Regions from separate parts of the Homo sapiens genome. Here region 2 is linked to region 1. The links are chromatin loops, found by intact Hi-C in ENCODE. Cell type or tissue: IMR-90. All regions are shown on one strand. Each heading gives the region's core, and the rest is flanking DNA. Links, peaks and the distances in the headings are about the cores only.

The links. A loop is a pair of places that touch in the nucleus more often than their neighbours do. Peaks named below come from ENCODE experiments on the same cell type or tissue, not always from the same donor. Only the 100,000 strongest peaks of a DNase experiment are listed, where the experiment ranks them.
Region 2: it touches region 1 in a loop (34-fold over the local background); 2 of 110 quality-filtered maps call a loop at or near these places.

What each region holds. Positions count from the first base shown.
Region 1 is chr12:121,679,501-121,686,408 of GRCh38, reverse strand. The region is part of intron 1 of LOC105370034 (a long non-coding RNA gene); the gene reads right to left. Among named protein-coding and RNA genes, the nearest start is that of MORN3, 13 kb to the right of the region's middle. In IMR-90, for the core only: a CTCF peak has its summit at 4,158 (motif pointing right); a DNase peak (open chromatin) is centred at 4,158.
Region 2 is chr12:121,056,786-121,063,693 of GRCh38, reverse strand. LOC105378258 (a long non-coding RNA gene) reads left to right here. Exons shown (of 4, transcript XR_007063492.1): 4 at 3,938-4,404. It also overlaps the pseudogene OASL2P. Among named protein-coding and RNA genes, the nearest start is that of OASL, 21 kb to the right of the region's middle. RefSeq lists enhancers at 3,113-3,292, 3,313-3,482, 3,603-3,692. In IMR-90, for the core only: CTCF peaks have their summits at 1,658, 2,938 and 3,478 (motif pointing right); no DNase peak of the experiment used is centred there; H3K4me3 peaks cover 182 bases.

The sequences.
Region 1 (6,908 bases), core at 2,646-5,145:
TCTCTCCTACCTCAGCCTCCCGAGTAGCTGGCATTACAGACACCCGCCACCACACCTGGCTAATTTTTTTGTATTTTTAACTAGAGACGGGTTTTCACCATGTTGGCCAGGCTGGTCTCAAACTCCTGACCTCATGATCTGCCCGCCTCGGCCTCCCAAAGTGCTGGGATTACAGGCGTGAGCCACCGTGCCCGGCCCCAGCCTCTCTTTAAAATTATTTTTATTTATTATTATTTTTTAAGAGACGGGGTCTCACTCTGCCATCCAGGCTAGAATACAGTGGCGAGATCATAACTCACTGCAGCCTCCATCTCCTGGGCTCAAGCGATCCTACCTCACCCTCCCGAGTAGCTGTACTACAGGTGCGCATCACCACATCTGGCTTTTTTCTTTTCTTTTTTTCTTTTAAGATTGTGTCTCACTGTGTCTCCCAGGCTGGAGTGCGTAGCTCACTGCAGCCTCTAATTCATGGGCTCGAGCAATCGTCCTACCTCAGCCTCCCAAGTAGCGAGGACTATATAGAGACATGGTCTTGTTGCCCAAGCTAGACTGGAACTCCTGGCCTCAAGCGATTTTCCTGCCTTGGCCTCTCAAAGCACTGGGATGACCTGACTGAAGGCAATTCTCTGGAATGGGAGGCAATGTGGGGTTCTGGGCCGGTCTTCCCAGGTTAAGAGGCCTGCGACTGAATTTTGGCTCTTTCACTTCCTTGCTCTTTTACTGTGGATATGTCACCTAACTTCTGGGAACCTAACAGTTGCCTGCTTTTTATTTATTTATTTTTATTTTATTGTTTGAGACAGGGTCTCACTCTGTTGCCCAGACTGGCGTGCAGTGGCACGATCTTGGCTCATTGCAACCTCCACCTCCCAGGTTCAAGCAATTCTCCTGCCTCAGCCTCCTGAGTAGCTGGGATTACAGGTGTGCACCACCACACCAAGCTAATTTTTGTATTTTTAGTAGAGACGAGGTTCCACTATGTTGGCCAGACTGGTCTCGAACTCCTGACCTCAAGTGATCCACCTGCCTCAGCCACCACGCCCAGCTAATTTTTGTATTTTTAGTAGAGACCGGGTTTGCTGTGTTGGCCAGGCTGGTCTTGAACTCCTGACCCAAGTGATCCTCCTACCTCAGCCTCCCAAAGTGCTGGGATTACAGCGGTGAGCCACTGCGCCTGGACAGTTTGCTTCTTTTTAAAACAAAGATCAGGATACCTACCAATCTCACAGGATTGTTGCAAAAAGTAAATTCTTTAAAAAGTGTGTGTGAAGTCAGGAAGCTGAGGCAGGAGAATCTCTTGAACCCAGGAGGCGGCGTTTGCAGTGAGCTGAGATCGCGCCACTGCACTCCAGCCTGGGCGACAGAGCGAGACTCCGTCTCAAAAAAAACCAAAAAACAAAAAAAAGTATGTGAAGTGCCAAGTACTGTGCCTCATGCCAGCTATATATGTTGAACAAATAGTCATTAAGTGGAATTATTCAGTCAGAAAATGGTTTTATAGTTCCTGTAACAGTTCCAGATGGTTCTTCAGGAAGATTTACCTAATTGCGAGGATGGCTAGCCATGTGTAATGGTGTCTCTTTTTCCAATATCGCAGGCCATCATTTTTACACATTTTTCCTAGTCTAGACAGTATGTAATGGTATGGCAGGGTTATTTTAATTTTCATTTATTTAATTCTAGTGAGGCCATGCATTTTTCCTTGGGATGATTTATTAGCTTTATTTCTTTGCCTAACAACTATTTTCTAACACTGTAATTTTCACTGGCTTATCCCTGCAGACATGATGTTAGGTTTTGACAGAGCATGTTGTTGACCTTTTTTTTTTTTTTTTTTTGAAACGGAGCCTTGCTCTGTTGCCCAGGCTGGAGTGCAATGGCGCGATCTCGGCTCACTGCAACCTCTGCCTCCTGGGTTCAAGCAATTCTCCTGCCTCAGCCTCTGGAGTAGCTGGGATTACAGGTGCCTGCCACCATGCCCAGCTAATTTTTGTATTTTTATTAGAGACGAGGTTTCACCATATTGGCCAGGCTGGTCTTGAACTCCTGACCTCAAGTCACACTTTGAGAGGCCGAGACCAGGCAGGCCAGAGTGCTGGGATTATAGGCGTAGCCACCACATCCAGCCTGACCCTTTTTTTTTCTGGAGAAAGAGGGTTAGGGGGAGAGAGAGAAGCAAAAGGAAACTCTCCAAAGAAGGGATTGAGGCTACAGTGAAAACTCATCCCTAGAGCAGCTCTGTCCAGTAGAACTGGCGAGGGTGCCACAATGTCTGCATATGTCTGTCCCATATAGTCCAGCATGTGTCCACAAAGCACTTGGAACGCGGCTACTGTGACTGAGGAATTTTTAATTTTATCTAACTTAAATTTAAATTCAAATACAAGGGAGGGGACAGGCACAGTGGCTCACACTTGTAATCTCAGCACTTTGGGAGGCTGAGGCAGGAGGATCACTCTAGCCTACGAGATCGAGACCAGCCTGGGCAACACAACGAAACCTGGTCTCTACAAAAAATACAAAAGTTAACCGAGTGTGGTGGTACACACCTGTGGTCCCAGTTCCTTGGGAGGCTGAGGTGAGAGGATCACTTGAGCCCAGGAGGTTGAGGCTGCAGTAAGCCATGAGTACACCGCTGCACTCCAGCCTGGGTGACAAAGTGAGACTCTGCCTCACAAATAAATAAATAAATAAATAAATACAAGGGAGGCTGAGGCAGGAGTTCAAAGCTGCAGTGAGGTATGATCAGGCCACTTTACTCCACCCTGGGCAACAGAGTGAGCCCCTGTCTCTAAAAATAATAATATAAATACATAAATAAATAAATAAACAAACAAAAATAGCCACCTCATTGATGACACCTCATTTTCTTTTTTCTTTTTTTTTTTTTTTGAGACGTAGCCTCATTCTGTCGCCCAGGCTGGAGTGCAGTGGCACAATATCGGCTCACTGCAACCTCCGCCTCCCGGGTTCAAGCGATTCTCCTGCCTCAGCCTCCGGAGTAGCTGGGACTACAGGCGCTGGCCACCACGCCCAGCTAATTTTTGTATTTTTAGTAGAGACGGGGTTTCACCATATTGGCCAGGCTGGTCTCGAACTCCTGACCTCGTGATCCTCCCACCTCGGCCTCCCAAAGTGCTGGGATTACAGGCATGAGCCACCGTGCCCGGCCCAGATGGCACCTCATTTTCCTTTGGAAAAATAAGGGGAAAAAGGAGACAAAAAAAGGGGCCTACAAAGTCAACTCAGGAGTGTCCTCACACATATAGAAGGACTCGAATTTAGACTTTTGGCATTGTTCCGGAGAGAGATGGTCCCAGAGACTATTGGTTTTGACAAAATGCTGTGTTCAGTTTGTGAAAATTTATCAAGGTATACACTGATGATATTTCCACTTTTTTTTTTTTTTGAGACAGGGTCTCACTTTGCCACCCAGGCTGGTATGCATAGGCATGATTACTGGTCACTGCAACCTTCACTTCCTGGGCCTTGGGTGATCCTCCCACCTCAGCCTCTGGAGTAGGTGGGACCATAGGCATGCACCACATTGCCCAGCTAATTAAAAAAATTTTTTTGTAGAGACGAGATTTAGCCATGTTGCCCAGGTTGGTCTCAAATGCCTGGTCTCAAGCAATCTATCTGCATTGGCCTCTGAAAGTGTTGGGATTACAGGTGTGAGCCACCGCTCCTGGCCCCCCCCCTTTTTTTTTTTTTTTGAGACAGGGTCTTGCTCTGTCACCAAGGCTGAAGTGCAGTGGTGGGATCACCACTCACTGAAGCCTCGACCTCTCGACCTCCTGGGCTCAAGTGATCTCGCCTCAACCTCCTGAGTAGCTGAGACTACAGGCATGCACTACCACATCCAGCTATTTTTAAATTTTTTTAATTTTTTTTGAGATGGGGGTCTCACTATGTTGCCCAGGCTGGTCTGATCTGACCTTAAGCAATCCTCCTACTTGGGCCTCCCAAAGTGTTGGGATTACAGGGGTGAGCCACCATGCCTGCCCCACTTTTCTATATGCACTTTACACTTCCATAAAAAGTTAAACAAAATTTAGCCCATTCTATGTTACCTTCTTTTGACATTTACCTGGTTTTCAATTTAGCAGAAATCTCAAAAAAAAAAAAAAAGTGGTCTGTGACTCGCTCTGGACACCTGACAGCCCCTAGAGGGCGCTCATTCTGCATGAGAGACTTTTTCTTTTTTTTCTTTTTTCTTTTTTTTTTTTTGAGACGGAGTGTCGCTCTTGTTGCCCAGGCTGGAGTGCAATGGCGTGATCTTGGCTCACTGCAACCTCCGCCTCCCAGGTTCAAGCGATTCTCCTGCCTTAGCCTCCGGAGTAGCTGGGATTACAGGTATGCACCATCAAGCCCGGCTAATTTTGTATTTTTAGTAGAGACGGGGTTTCTCCATGTTGGTCAGGCTGGTCTCAAACTCCTGACCTCAGGTGATCCGCCCACCTTAGCCTTCCAAAGTGCTGGATTACAGGCCTGAGCCACCGTTCCCAGCTGTACACTTTAAATGAGTGAATTCTGGCCAGGCACGGTGGCTTACACCTGTAATCCCAGCACTTTGGGAGGCTGAGGCGTGCTGATCACAAGGTCAGGAGTTTGAGACCAGCCTGGCCAATGCGGTGAAACCCCGTCTCTACTGAAAATACAAAAATTAGCTGGGCATGGTGGCAGGCGCCTGTAATCCCAGCTACTCGGGAGGCTGAGGCAGGAGAATCGCTTGAGCCTAGATCGTGCCACTGCACTCCAGCCTGGACGACAGAGTGAGACTCCATCTTAAATAAATAAATAAATAAATGAAGTGTACAATTCAATAGTTTTTAGTGTGTCCACAGACTTATGCAACTATCAGCACGGTGAAATTGAGAACATTTTCAAAATAAATAAATAAGTGTACAATTCAATGGTTTTTAGTGTGTCCACAGACTTATGCAACTATCAGCACGGTGAAATTGAGAACATTTTCAAAATAAATAAATAAATAAATAAAGTGTACAATTCAATGGCTTTTAGTGTGTCCACAGACTTCTGCAACTATCAGAATGGTGAAATTGAGAACATTTTCAAAATAAATAAATAAATAAATAAGTGTACAGTCCAATGGTTTTTAGTGTGTCCACAGACTTATGCAACTATCAGCACCGTGAAATTAAGAACATTTTCAAAAGAAACCCTGTAGTCCTTAGCTATCACTTCCCTCTCCAGTCCCTGGCAAGCACTAATCTACCGTCTGTCTCTGTGCCTTTGCCTATCTCAGACATTTCAAATGAATGGAATCACATACTGTGTGTCCTTTTAGCATTTATACACTTCCACTTAGCATTATGGGCTTTTTTTTTCTTTTTTTGAGTCGGAGTTTTGCTCTTGTTGCCCAGGCTGGAGTGCAGTGATGCGATCTCAGCTCACTGTGCAACCTCTGCCTCCTGGGTTCAAGAGATTCTCCCGCCTCAGCCTCCCGAGTACCTGGGATTACAGGCGTCCACCACGACACCCAGCTAAGTTTTTGTATTTTTAGTAGACATGGGGTTTCACCATGTTGGCCAGGCTGGTCTCAAACTCCTGACCTCAGGTGATCCACCTGCCTCGGCCTCCCAAAGTGCGGGATCACAGGTGTGAGCCACCGCGCCCGGCCGCCAGCATTACATTTTTACGGTTCACCATTTTGTAGCACCTATCAGAATTTCATTCCTAGGCCGGGTGCAGTGGCTCACGCCTGTAATCTCAGCACTTTGGGAGGCCAAGTTGGGCAGATCACTTAAGGTTAGGAGTTCGAGACCAGCCTGGCCAACATAGTGAAACCTCGTCTCTAGTAAAAATACAAAATTAGCCAGGTGTTGTGGCACACGCCTGTAATCCCAGCTACTCTGGAGCCTGAAGTGGGAGAATCTCTTGAACCTGGTAAGAGAAGGTTGCAGTGAGCCGAGATTGCACCACTGCACTTCAGCAAGGGCGAGAGAGTGAGATTCTGTCTTAGAAAAAAAAAAAAAAGCTGGGCGCGGTGGCTCACGCCTGTAATCCCAGCACTTTGGGAGGCTGAGGCTGGCGGATCACGAGGTCAGGAGATCGAGACCATCCTGCCTAACACAGTGAAACCCCATCCCTACTAAAAAAAAATACAAAAAATTAGCCAGACATGGTGGCGGGCGCCTGTAGTCCCAGCTACTCTGGAGGCTGAAGCAGGAGAATGGTGTGAACCTGGGAGGTGGAGCTTGCAGTGAGCCGAGATGGTGCCACTGCATTCCAGCCTGGGTGACAAAGCGAGACTCCATCCCAAAAAAAAAAAAAAAAAGAACTTCATTCCTTTTTATAGCCAAATAGGATTCCATGGCATGAACAGAGCGCATTCTGTTTATCTGCTCATCTATTGATGGATATCTGGATGGTGTCCACCTTTTGTCTATTATGTGCTATGGCCCATGCCTGTAATCCCAGCACTTTGGGAGACCGAGGTGGGCGGATCACTTGAGGTCAGGAGTTGGAGACCGGGCTGGCCAACGTGGTGAAACCGTCTCTACTAAAAATACAAAATTAGCCGGGCATGGTGGCAGTGCCCGTAGTCCCAGCTACTTGAGAGGCCGAGGTACAAGAATCACTTTAACCCAGGAGGTGGAGGTTGCAGTGAGCCAAGATCGCATCACTGCACTCCAGCCTGGGTGACAGAGCGAGACTCTGTAAAAGAAAAAAAAAAAAAAACAAATCTCAGGACTCCCTGCCAAGGCTGAACATCCAGGAAGAAAGCTAAAGGTCTGTGCCCAGAAGAGGGTCAACAAGACCATGCCTTGCTGATTGAGGGGACATTTATCTGTGGGTGTTGAGGGGAGTCCCTCTTGCCCCAGACTATACAGGGCAACTCCTCTCACCCAAAGCTGTAAACAAGATCCTTGAATATGGCGCTC
Region 2 (6,908 bases), core at 1,472-3,971, 620 kb after region 1:
CGGCCCAGAGATTCTTTTTTTATTTTTTTGAGACAGAGTCTGACGCCCAGGCTGAAGTGCAGTGGCACGATCTTGGCTCACCGCAACCTCTGCCTCCCCAGTTCAAGCGATTCTCCTGCCTCAGCCTCCCGAGCAGCTTGGATTACAGGCGCCCACCACCACGCCTGACTAATTCTTTTGTATTTTTAGTAGAGATGGGGTTTCACCATATTGGCCAGGCTGGTCTCAAACTCCTGACCTCAAGTGATCCACCCGCCTCAACCTCCCAAAGTGCTGGGATTACAGACATGAGCCATCGTGTCCGGCCCCATAGCAGAGATTCTTAACTTGGGGTCCAGGAAGCCCCTGAAATTGCATGCAAAATATTAGCATTAACATGTTTTTTAGAGGGAGGGCCCCTTGCATTCATCATTTTCTCTGGTGCTCACAAGACTTCAAAATGTTAAGAAACACTGGGGTAAATGAAGAAGCAAGCACCTCCAGGAAGGAGGTCCCGCACCACCATGCACAGAGTGTCTGCAATGCAGAACCAGAGAGGACCTTTGGGATGGTCCACTGTGGTTGAGCCACCATACTCAAAGATGGGGACCCTTGATAGATGCCTTGACGAAGCAAGCAGAAGGTCACCAGGAAGTTCTCTGTCCTCCACCATCTATCCGTTTTATGGACTAAAAAATAGTCACAAGATTGAAGTGCTTTTGCTTCCTAGGAAACATGGTGTCATTCATTCATTTATTCAGCCAACATTAACTGAGGCCCCATTGTGTGCCAAGAAATGTGCTAGACCCTGGGACCACGTGCTTCTCACGCTGAAGATTCCCAGTAGAGAAGACACATAACAAACTGCCCGTAGAATGGGGCTGCCTTATTCATTTATGTATTCTCCAAGCCTCGCCCAGTGCCCAGCACGTAGTAGGAGCTCAATAAATAATAAGTGCCTTGGGCAGTAAGATAATGTCGTGGGTAAACCTCTGGCATTTAGAATCAGAGAACCTGGGTTTGAATCACAGCTTGTCCACTTCTTTGGTGTGTGACTCTGGGCAGGCCACATCATCTTGCTGAGACTCGATTTCTTCATAATGTAACATGGTGTGAACCTGCATCACAGAGTCTTGTGGGGATTATGGGAACTAAACTGTGAAAAGAGGCTGGGTGTGGAGGCTCGCGACTCTAATCCCAGCACTTTGGGAGGTCAAGGCAGGCGGATCACTGGAGCCCAGGAGTTTGAGACCAGCCTGGGCAGCATAGCAAAACCCCATCTCTACAAAAAAAAAAAGTACAAAAATTAGCCAGGCTCAGTGATGCATACTTGTAGTCTCAGCTACTCAGGAGGCTGAGGTGGGAGAATCACTTGAGCCTGGGAGGTGAGGTTGCAGTGAGCCCAGATCATGCCACGCACTCCAGCCTGGGTGACAGAGCCAGATCCCATCTCAAAAAAAATAAAGAATAAAATAAACTGTGTAGAGAGCCTGGTATACACGAAGTGCTTGATAAGTATAGCTATTGGAGTTAATATCAATACCATAATGTCAAAGAGCCCTGGTAAACACTCTGGGCTCCTGTCTGCCTTCTGAAAAACAAGGATTAAGCAGATCCCCTCTGTCTCTTCTGTACTAGGATCCTAGGAACTACAAATGGTGATTGTTTTAGGTGGGTGTGGAGCATCATCTTGTGGAAGAGAGGAAAATTGACAAAAATGTCGCAGTTTCCTATTAAGAATATATATTGGAATTCACAGTTTTTAAAATATGAGTACATATACCAAAAATGCCCTAATGCAAGGTGATCCCCAAATCCAATCAATTTTTCCAATGGACTAATAACAAATATTTGCCAGGGAGAAAATAAAAATGTGTTTGAGAATCACATGGATCAATGGGGAAAAACATAAAAATAAATGAAAAATAAAAATATGTTGGCATAGCCCTAATTACATAAGCTTAAGGGAAATCAAATATGCACTTCCAATATTTCGTTAATTTATTTAGATACAGCTATACATTTGTATATGTTATGGGGTAATATACAAATATTACTCTTTTCCACTTTCAGTTTTCAAAAAGATTTTGTAACTCAAGCTCTTCACAGGCATCTCCCACTTAGTGGTTTTCCCTCTCCAAGGCAATTTTTGAATCTTCTAAGCCTGTGTTTCAGGGCTCAGTATTTTTTACTCTGTTAAGCAGAGTGAGAGACAGGCTGTCATGAATCTGGACATTTTTATTTTTAATTTTTTTTAGACAGGGTCTCATTCTGTTGCCCAGGCTGGAGTGCAGTGGTTTGATCACAGCTCACTGCAGCCTCGACTTCCCAGGCTCAGGTGATCCTCCCACTTCAGCCTCCCTAGTAGCTACGGGCACATGCCACATGCCCGGCTAATTTTTTTGTATATTTTGTAGAGATGGAGTTTTACTATGCTGCCCAGGCTGGAAATCTGGACATTCTTAACAAACCTCAGTGACATATTTATGCGTTGTTAGGGCATTTTTAAAATGCATCCTATAGGTGCATACTTATGGCCTCCACAGTATCAATGTGGGATTTACTTTCTTTCCTTTTTTTTTTTTTTTTTTTTTTTTTTTTTTTTTTTTGAGACAGTCTGGCTGGAGTGCAGTGATGCCATCTCGGCTCACTGCAACCTCCGCCTCTGGGGTCAAGTGATTTTCCTGCCTCAGCCTCCCAAGTAGCTGGGATTACAGGCGCCTGCCACCACGCCTGGCTAATTTTTTTGTATTTTTAGTAGAGACGAGGTTTCATCATGTTAGCCAGGCTGGTCTCAAACTCCTGGCCTCAAGCGATCCTCCCGCCTCGGCCTCCCAAAGTGCTGGATTACAGGCGAGAGCCACCGCGCCTGGTCGCTAGTTGAGATCTTTAAAAGCCAATGTGTCTACCACAAACTGTCAGTTTGCTCTTCAAAATGAAGTTCTTGAGAGAACAGCGCCCCCTAAAGACAATTTTTTAAAAGATTACCTCCTTCCTGTGGATTATTGGTGAGGGGATAGGGGAGACCTAAATATACGCAACAAAACAAGTAGTAAAGGGGTGAGTATGTCTTTGCTTTTAGAAAATAAAGAGTCAATCCCAGGCCCCAGGACTCCCGGGGCTCAGCCCAAGCCCCCATCCCCTCACCCCAAGGAGCCAGCACCTTCTGATTCCGGGGCAGACACTACTGAGTTCCCGTAGGGAGACAAGGTCTGCTCCTGCAGCAGGAAATAGGGGATGGAGAGGTGGGGGCAGCCCAGCTCCAGGACACCCTGGGAAACTCCCAGCCTGAGAACCTTCCTCTCAAGGAAGCCCAAGGGGCACTTGGCTCCATCTCCAGCCTTTTTTCCTGGCAACCTCAAATGGAAAGAGAAAATTCCTCTTTCAAAGCTCAGCAAATTTTCTGTTTCCAATTAAAACAAAACAAAACAAAACAAAAAAACCCAAACAAACAAAACAAAGTTCAGTTTCAGTTTCCATTCTCAGCCGGCAGGAGAGATGGCTGCTGAACTAAGGCAGCCCAGCAGAGGGAGGCTCAGCTGATGCCTGGAGGGCCCCCTAGCCCTCTCTGCACCCTAAAAAGAGGAAAGTAAGCTTAGTGATTCTTCCGTCGGTGGCTCACGCCTGTAATCCCAGCACTTTGGGAGCCCAAGGCGGGCAGATCACCTGAGGTCAGGAGTTTGAGACCAGCCTGGCCAACATGGTGAAACCCCGTTTCTACTAAAAATACCAAAAATACCAAAAATTAGCCGGGCGTGGTGTCAGGTGCCTGTAATCCCAGCTACACAGGAGGCTGAGGTGGGAGAATCCCTTGAACCCGGGAGGCAGAGGTTGCGGTGAGCTGAGATCACGCCATGGGTGACAGAGCAAGACTCTGTATCAAAAAAAAAAAAAAAAAGAAAGAAAAAGGGCAGCTAACTCTCTCTCTAACCCACACCATCTCCCTGCCCTTCTGCAGTTCTGTGGCCTACTGGACAAAGGCTGGGAGTTGCCCCTTACAGGGCTGGGCAGAAGCAGAGACGATTCATTCCTGGTCCCACAGAGATGGCAGGCTTCCAGGACCTGTATGACACCCCTGGGGACAGGCTGGATGTCTTCATAAAACATCCTTCCAGTCTGCCTTCGTAAAACAGCCTCCAGCCCCAGGGAGACTGGAAGGATGAAGTGAAGGATGCCGGGCATTGAACTGAGCAGTTCTTGAGGGATCAGTTCTTCTATAATGAGCTGATTCTGGACCAGGAAGTCAGGGTGCTGAAGATGGCAAAGGTGAGCACTCAGGAACCCCCGGGGTTCAAATCCCAGCTCTGCCCTGTGGGACTGTGGGGCTGTGGGATAGGTAAGGGATGAGTTATTTTGTCTCTCTGAGCATCGGTCTCTTCCTCTCTAAAACCGGTTTCTAATGAACAATAAATGGGATAAAGCATAGAAAAGTGCTCTTAAGCAGTAAACTATTCTACAAATCTGGATGATGATGATGATGATGATGATGATGATGATGATGATTTGGGATCCAGCTCTCTAAGTGCCAGGGAATCAAGTGGACTATGGGTAGCAGGTTTGTATAAAATTTATGCCTTTTGGCCAGGCACAGTGGCTCACACCTGTAATCCCAGCACTTTGGGACGCTGAGTGGGGAGGATCACTTGAACCCAGGAGTTCAAGGCCAGCCTGGGCAACATTGCAAGACCTCATCTCAATTATTTAAAATTTTAAACTTTTTTATATATTATTTAAAAAAAATTTTTAAAGAAATTAAAATAAAATTTATGCCTTTTGTTTCCTCTTTAACCAGCCCCACTTAACCCCTAAAGTCATCAAGATCATCTATATTTTCCTTCTAAAATGGCACTGACTGGCCGGGCGCGGTGGCTCACGCCTGTAATCTCGGTACTTTGGGAGGCCAAGGCAGGCGGAACACGAGGTCAGGAGATCGAGACCATCCTGGCTAACATGGTGAAACCCCGTCTCTACTATAAAAATACAAAAAAAAACTTAGTCAGGTGTGGTGGCAGGCGCCTGTAATCCCAGCTACTCGGGAGGCTGAGGCAGGAGAATGGTGTGAACCCGGGAGGCAGAGCTTGCAGTGAGCTGAGATCACGCCACTCCAGCCTGGGTGACAGAGTGAGACTCGATCTCAAAAAAAAAAAAAAAAAGTAAAAAAATAAAATGGCGCTGACTGATTTTGTTAGAAACTACCTAGCAATTAGGTAATATCAGAGGGTACTCTCTGGGTTCAGAGGGTTTGTTAGAGGCTGACCATGGAATCAAATACGTATTTATAGCATGGTTTCCCCTGGGAAAGTACTAAACTATAGTTCAACTTTTAACATATCACCCTAAATCAAAAATGCCTTAACCATAAATCTAGATTTGGTTTATTTTGCTAGAATGAAAGACATCTAACATTATCTTAAGCAAATCAGACTTCACCTGGGAGTGGCAATGGCTGCCGAGAATACGACTGAAAAGGAAGGAAATGCAGCTTTAATGAATCTTCAGGCCAGGCACAGTGGTTCTCGCCTGTAATCCCGGCACTTTGAGAAGCCAATGTAGGCAGATTGCTTGAGCCCAGGAGCTCAAGACCAGCCTGGGCAACATCACGAAAACTTGTCTCTACAAAAAGCACAAAAAAATTAGCCAGGTATGGTAGCATCCACCTGTGGTCCCAGCTACTCGGGAGGCTGAGGTGGGAGGATCACTTGAGGCCAGGAGGTCGAGGCTGCAGTGAGCTGTGGTCATGCCGCTGCACTGTAGCCTGGGTGACAGTGTCTCAAAAAAAGAATCTTTAAATACGGAGTCGAAGGCAAATAATCAGGAGTGTTACTAGCAAACCCTGAGCTTCAAAACAGAAATTCGAGCTTCCATGGTTGCTTAAAAAGATACAACTTTGCCCTTCTGGCTTCTGGCTCGTCCACACATCTGCATGTGCCCTAAGGTCCCTCTGCTGCAGAGCTCTGGCAGCATCTTTGCTTTCCAGATCCAAAACAAAAACACAAAGAAAAGGGGAATCCCGATCAGAACCAGAAATAGAATGCGTATTCTCTTAAGAATGGGTTCGAGGGTGTTCAAGTACTTTAACATATGTTATAATAAAGTTCTTCTACTGATTGAAAGGCACTGTCTTGATGGGAGGCGCACCATTCATATGATCTCAAACACTCACAACGTGAAGTTCCTATTCCCGCCTCTACGGGGATGTGTTTCAAATGGAGACTATTTGTCTGTATAAGAAAAAAATGCATTTTACCTTTCCTCTTGCTCTCTCAACCATCTCTATTTCCAGAGGTGGAAACGCCCCTAGAATACCTATTTCCACCAGTTTTGACCAGCACAGAAAATGCCTACAACAAAGTTATCTATAGAGCTAGAGATCCTGTCTGAATAAACATCGGTAAACAAGCAACAAGAAGGACTTTGTTTCTGTATTGGGAAGAAGGGAGTACATTGCATATAATTCAACATTTGCTTGAGCTTTTCAAGCACTAAGTTTTCTTCCTTTCTGGTTTTTTTTTTCTTTTTTCTTTTTTTTTTTTTTGAGACAGTATTGCTCTGTTGCCCAGGCTGGAGTTCAGTGGTGGCACAATTTCGGCTTACTGCAACTTCCACCTCCCAGGTTCAAGCAATTCTCGTGCCTCAGCCTCAGCCTCCCAAGTAGCTGGGATTACAAGCACGCAACACCACGCCTAGCTAATTTTTTTTTTCTTTTTTTGTGTTTGTAGAGATGGGGTTTCACCATGTTGCCCAGGCTGATCTTGAACTCCTGAGCTCAGGCAATCCACTCGCCTCGGCCTCCCAAAGGGCTGGGATTACAGGTGTGAGCCACCATACTCGGCCTTTAAGTTTTCTTTTCTTTCTTTTTTTTTTTTCTTGAGAGAGAGTCTCACTCTGTCACCCAGGCTGGAGCGCACTGGCATGATCTCGGCTCACTG